2 separate regions of the Homo sapiens genome follow, and region 2 is linked to region 1. A link is an interaction called in ENCODE POLR2A ChIA-PET data of the cell type or tissue named here. Cell type or tissue: HepG2. All regions are shown on one strand. Each heading gives the region's core, and the rest is flanking DNA. Links, peaks and the distances in the headings are about the cores only. Region 1 holds the start of CST3 (cystatin C). Region 2 has its middle 18 kb from the start of CST9L.

Region 1 (2,901 bases), core at 282-2,781:
TTTGCACTGGCCCTTCCCGCTGCCTGGGGCTGTTTCCTGTCTAGGCAGGGCTTCTCACCTTTCCAGTCTCATAGAGTCCTCCCTGACCAGGTCCAGTGGCATCATCTCTCTCTATCCCATACTCTCACTTCCAACAGAGAGACTAATTTCCTGATATTAATTATTGATCACTATTCGCCATCCTCCCACACACCCTAATGCTGGGCTGTGCAGTGCCACAGCCACCAGCCACATGTGGCCACAGGGTGCTTGAAATGGGGCCAGTACAATTGACACCCACATACACAGGGAATTTCAAAGACTCAGTACACACACCCAAAATAAAATAACCTATGTTATTAATGATTCTTCTTATGTGTTGAAATAATATTTTGGATATATTAGGTTAAGTAAGAAATATTATAAACATTACCTTCACCTGTTTCTTTTTTACTTTTTGAAATGTGTCTCCCAGAAAGTTTTAAATTGCTCCTGGGTTCGTGTCACATTTCTGTCTGGCAGCAGCCCTGCAATGTAGTGTCCATGGCTCGGTCACCCAGGCTCCGTCTCTAGCTCCTAGACTACCTGGTGCAGGGGGAAGCTGGTGAAAAGTCTGTTTACTGAATAATGAGTTGTGAAAGGAGAACCCAGAGTTTTTTACTCAAATAAAGGTTAATTCTTCTGTTTGAAAAGTTCCCTAGCACAGGGCATGGCCTGAGTCTCCTGTGGCCTCTGGAATCACACCTCTGCCTTAGTGATTTCTAGACCTTGACCAAATGCTCACGGATACTCAGGACCTCTGAAGACTCCGGAAGGCCGAGACCTCTATCTTTCCCTTTTCTGAGGAAATGAAGCTAGGGGGTCGTATGCTTTTAGGGCCCAGGGGGCCTTGACACCTCTCTGGAGGGCAGGGTGACCTAAGCTTGGGAGGAGGGACAGGTCTTTGGGAAGAGATGGAGCTGAGGGGGTGGAGTGGGTAGAAGGGGGGCATAGGTGTGGAAGGGGTGGGGGAAGAGGGGCCAGGAGTGGGGTGAGAAGAGGGGAAAGAAGAGGATAGGAGGGACAGGGACAGGGAGAGGCCAGGAATGGGTAGGAAGGGAAGACAGAGGAGGGGCGGGACGAGGGAGGGGCGATGAAGAGGGGCCGAGCTGGGGTGGGGGCGAAGTGGGAGCAAGGACAGGAGTGGAGGAGGGAGATGAGGGGCATGGGAGGCGGTGTCTGGGGGTTGAAAGGGGAAAGGGACAGAGGAGAAGGAGCCTGAAGAGTGGCGGCATGGAGGGGCCCGAAGTGGGGAGGTGGGAATGGTCGGATGGATGGGGAGGAATGGGGAGGATAGGAGAGGCAGGGGAGGCTGGAAGACAGTAGGAGAGGAGGGGGAGGGGAGGGGAGGGGATGGATGGGAATGGATAGGGAAGGCCAGGGAGACTGGGGGGCCAGGGGAGGAGGGGAGGGAGAGGGGAGGCGGGAAGGGAGAGGAGAGGCCGGGAGGGGCTGGGAGGGGAGGGAAGGGGATGGATGGGGAAGGACAGGGAAGCCTGGAGGGGCAGGGGAGGCTGGGATGGGAGGAGACTGATAGGGAGGGACCTGGAGGCGGGGAGAGGCAGGGGAGGCGGGGAGAGGCAGGGGAGGCGGGGAGGGAGAAGGGAGGTGGGAGGGACGAGGCGTTCCGGAAAAGGGAGTGCAGGCCGCGGTGGGGTGGGGCGGCGAAGGCCGGAAGGGATAAAACCGCAGTCGCCGGCCTCGCGGGGCTCACGGCCTCGCCTCGGTATCGCAGCGGGTCCTCTCTATCTAGCTCCAGCCTCTCGCCTGCGCCCCACTCCCCGCGTCCCGCGTCCTAGCCGACCATGGCCGGGCCCCTGCGCGCCCCGCTGCTCCTGCTGGCCATCCTGGCCGTGGCCCTGGCCGTGAGCCCCGCGGCCGGCTCCAGTCCCGGCAAGCCGCCGCGCCTAGTGGGAGGCCCCATGGACGCCAGCGTGGAGGAGGAGGGTGTGCGGCGTGCACTGGACTTTGCCGTCGGCGAGTACAACAAAGCCAGCAACGACATGTACCACAGCCGCGCGCTGCAGGTGGTGCGCGCCCGCAAGCAGGTGCGTGCCGCCCCCCGCAGGGTCCGAAGCCCCGGCCCCGCCGTCCCAGCCTCCCCCCGCGCTGCTCCCGGACCCCGTGCTGCTCCTCTCCGGCGCCTGGGCTTCTCACCCGGACCCTGTTCCCGGTCTTCGCTGTCACCCCCGAGCCCTTGGCGGGCGTGTCCGGGAATGCCCTGAGTCTGGCCTGGCCTGGAACCGCACGGACACGTCAGGTCCGCGCCCGGCGCCTAAGATCAGCTTCCAGGAGCCAGCTCGAGCTGCGCCGCAGCGCGGGGGCAGGCACAGGACGTCCCACACAGCTCTGTCCCGACCTCCTGGGACGCTGGGCTCCGGGTGCGCTGCTGAATACGCAGGAGAAGGAAAAACAGAGCCCCTCATCTGGCTGCCTCCTTGTTCTTCCACCAAATAATTTTTAAGCACTTTTGTTTCTTTTAACTTTTTATTCTCCCGTAATTTCAGACTTACAGAGCAGCTGCAAAATAGCACAGGGCATCCCTGTAGATCTTTCACCCAGATCCCTCAGATGTTAGCACAGATGTTAACATTTTGCCCTGTTTGTTCCCCCCAGCTCACTTTCCGAATGTGAATATGGGTGTGTGTATATGTACTGTATATGCATTTTTTGCCTGAATCTTTTGAAAGTAAACACTTCAGTGTGTTTTTCCTAAAAACAAGGGCAATATCGCACATAATCACTATTCCATTTTGAAAATCAGCACTGACACATTCATGATCTAATGCTCAGACTCATTCAGCTTTCCCTGTCTGTTGACGGCCTTCGTGCCCTAGGACGCTCCTGGGCCATGAGTGCATGAGTTCAGCCCTGTCCTGTCCC
Region 2 (2,901 bases), core at 172-2,671, 52 kb after region 1:
AGTTTATTTGGAGGTGATCCCAGGGGACACATGTGAGAAAGGGAGACAGAGAAGGGGAAACGCAAGGTGTCTGTTATCAATGGGTCACACTGGGGCCGGGGGTGTTTATTCTGCTGGGGAGCTCTGAGAACCATGTGACATGCACCTCTGAATTGGATGCCCAGAGGCTGGGAGACTGGGACATTCACCTGCCTCCCTCCTGAAGAAGGAGTGTGACTCTCAGACTTGACCTTTCCCACACCACAGGGGTGTACCTGCTCTGCTGGAGGAGCTCCAATTACACGGAGAAAGCCACTAGCCAATCTGGGCACGTCGCAGGTGCATGAGTTGGGAGCTACCCATGTACTGGTACTTGGGATACCAGCGGCAGCTGCACTCAGAAGGCCTGTTAGGTCAGGGGTTGGCAACCATGACCCGAGGGCCAAAAGCAGCCCAGTCTGCTTGTCTCCATGTGTAGACAAAGTCTTGTTGGGACACGACTGCTCTTATTTGTTTATGCACTGTCTATGCTTCTTTCAACATACAAAGGCAGTGCTGGGTAGCTGAGAAAGTGACTATAAGCCTACAAAGACCAAAATAGTTACTCCTTAAATTTTTACAGAGAATGCATGCCGAAGCCTGATCTGGGAGATGTGGACAGGGTGTCCACAGCTGCTGGCTATTCTCAGCTAACACATTAGGTATACATGCACTCTGAGCATTAGTGCAAATGTCACATGGGCTGTGTGGGATTCCCGAGTCCCTGTCCTGCTCCATGTGCACATCCCGTGCGCTGGGAGGCCACCCTCACTGCCCCTCTGCAGCCTGCAAGGGGCCCTGAGATGGCGGCTCAGACGCACCTTAGCTGTGCCTCTGGAAGCCACTCAGGAGGCCCAACAGGGAATAAAAACTTACCCCTGAGAGCCCACGAGGCTGCCCTGCTGAGAATAACTCCATCAACTGCCCAGGCCCCTCTCTCCAGGACACTAGCACACAAAGCTTCTGGAAATGCTGATGTTTAATGACCTATATTCTACATGAGGAACCTGGAGAAGTGTGGAATTTACTTTGACAGCATCTGCATGCCCCGTCATGAATCCAAGGGAATTGTAAATTGAAAAGAACAAACAAATATGGAGCTGGTCAGCTACAGCAGAGCCACCTTTGGAGAACTGCCAGTGTCCACAGAGGTGAGGGCAGCCTGAGCCTGGGCCTGTGGGTGAGAAGCAATCAGGGGAACCCCTCTGAGCAGGTCTTGTTCAGGAGCTCACACTGCATTACCCAGGGCTGGGTCCTAAAAGTGAAGAAGCAGGTGAGCATCTGGGAGGGAAAGCATGGGCGAGGCACTGGGGACAGGGGGCTCAGGAAGCTCATGGCTCCCACTCTGAGCAAAGGATCAATATCCACCTTGCACATTTCCCAAGCTGTCAGTTGAATGCGGCTCTCATCCTCATGTGGGGCCATCCAGCCCCACTCCTGGGACATTTCTTAGCTGCTTCCAGATCTGGGGCTCCCTCTTCACTCAAGGTAACCTGTGTTAGGACCCACTTCCCAGACAGTGGCCTCCTGGGACTCCACAGGCTGGCCTGTGTGATTCATACCCCCAAGAGCACAAAAGTCACTTTGTCTCCCCAGAGCTGCTCTCAGATGTAGGCCAATGTTTAACCTATTAGTTAATCCTTTGATGAGGGGGCCCACCTGTCCTAGGTAGGCTGTCCCCAGAGCTGGGCTTCCCCTTGTCCCCTGTCCCTATCCTCTGGAGCAGGCATTACAGCTCAGCAGGGGCCAGGGCAGGACGAGGGAGGGAGGGCAGTGGGGTCCCTCCTCAGCCTCCACCTGCCTCAGGCTCTGGATTAGGGGAGGGGGACCCTGAGAACTGCACACTCAGAAAGAGGTGATATTGGATCCCCACCACGCTCTTTCTTCAGAAGGCAGACGAAGACTGGGGAGGAAGACCAGAGAGGAAACAGCCTCTACTCAGGCTTAGGAGACTGGGACCCCAGGCGGACAAGAGCAGTCTGAAGGCCATGTGCCCTGGGTACAGGCCACTGCAGTGGCATGACAGGGCAGAGTCAGGAAACTCAGATTGGCCGGGAGCCTACAAGTGGACCCGTGGCTGCCTTCCCCTCTGCACTCCCCACTAAGGCAAAAGCAGGGCAGCCTGGTAGAGGCTGCTGCAGGCTAACTCCTCTAAGTCTCTTTGTCAGCTGCACCTGTGCCCATACCACACCCTATGTGGCATCCACAGCTGTGTCCAGGAGGGAAGATGTTGCCCTGTCTTACATCGTTCAGCTCTGTGCTTTCTTGGAAAGGGCAGTTATCAATGTTGTCTTCAAATTTCCCACACCTAGTTCTCCCCAGCAGTAGCTCCATTGAGAATACGGTCTTGGACTCTATCTAATGTACAGAGAGATTACAGTGAACACGCCCCTCTTTCTGCACCTAAATACCTGAAAGTGAAGATGCTGTCATTGTAGGGAGAGGCCCAAACATGCTACTGCATTAGGGAGCTCACTCATGGGCCTGGCATCAGTTCACTGGAGGTAAAATCTGGGGAACCTTCTCCAGATTAAGGAATTAAGAGCAAAGAGCAGGTGTGTATGGTGGGTCCTGGGGCAGACACAGGCTGAGTCAGACCCCACTAATGTATCCCCTGTCTCCAGCTTCACCTCCACCTCTCCCACGATGAGACACAGCTTCACTCTCAGCAGGCATCTGATCCTGCAACTGCATTCCCAGAGGATGGCGCCACATGCCCGGGAGGGTGTTGGATCTCCAAGAGTTTTCAGGGTAACCTCAGCCCTGGGACAGAGGGAGCCTCATCTACAGCATATTGTCAAAACTTTCACCTGACCTCCAGCAAGAAAAATGACACACAGTGCTCCCATTACACACAGGCACACATCCTTGGGACAATGGCTT

The links. ChIA-PET counts read pairs that join two places held together with the same protein. Peaks named below come from ENCODE experiments on the same cell type or tissue, not always from the same donor. Only the 100,000 strongest peaks of a DNase experiment are listed, where the experiment ranks them.
Region 2: POLR2A ChIA-PET joins it to region 1 with 20 read pairs; 3 of 35 experiments call an interaction of 5 or more read pairs at or near these places.

The regions. Positions count from the first base shown.
Region 1 is chr20:23,636,785-23,639,685 of GRCh38, reverse strand. CST3 (cystatin C) reads left to right here and starts at 1,731. Exons shown (of 3, transcript NM_000099.4): 1 at 1,731-2,066. The coding sequence starts at 1,824. RefSeq lists silencers at 1,577-1,916, 1,947-2,196. In HepG2, for the core only: no CTCF peak of the experiment used is centred there; DNase peaks (open chromatin) are centred at 1,645, 1,964 and 2,257; H3K4me3 peaks cover 1,727 bases.
Region 2 is chr20:23,584,819-23,587,719 of GRCh38, reverse strand. It overlaps the pseudogene CST9LP2. Among named protein-coding and RNA genes, the nearest start is that of CST9L, 18 kb to the right of the region's middle. In HepG2, for the core only: no CTCF peak of the experiment used is centred there; DNase peaks (open chromatin) are centred at 449, 719, 1,139 and 1,619; H3K4me3 peaks cover 1,127 bases.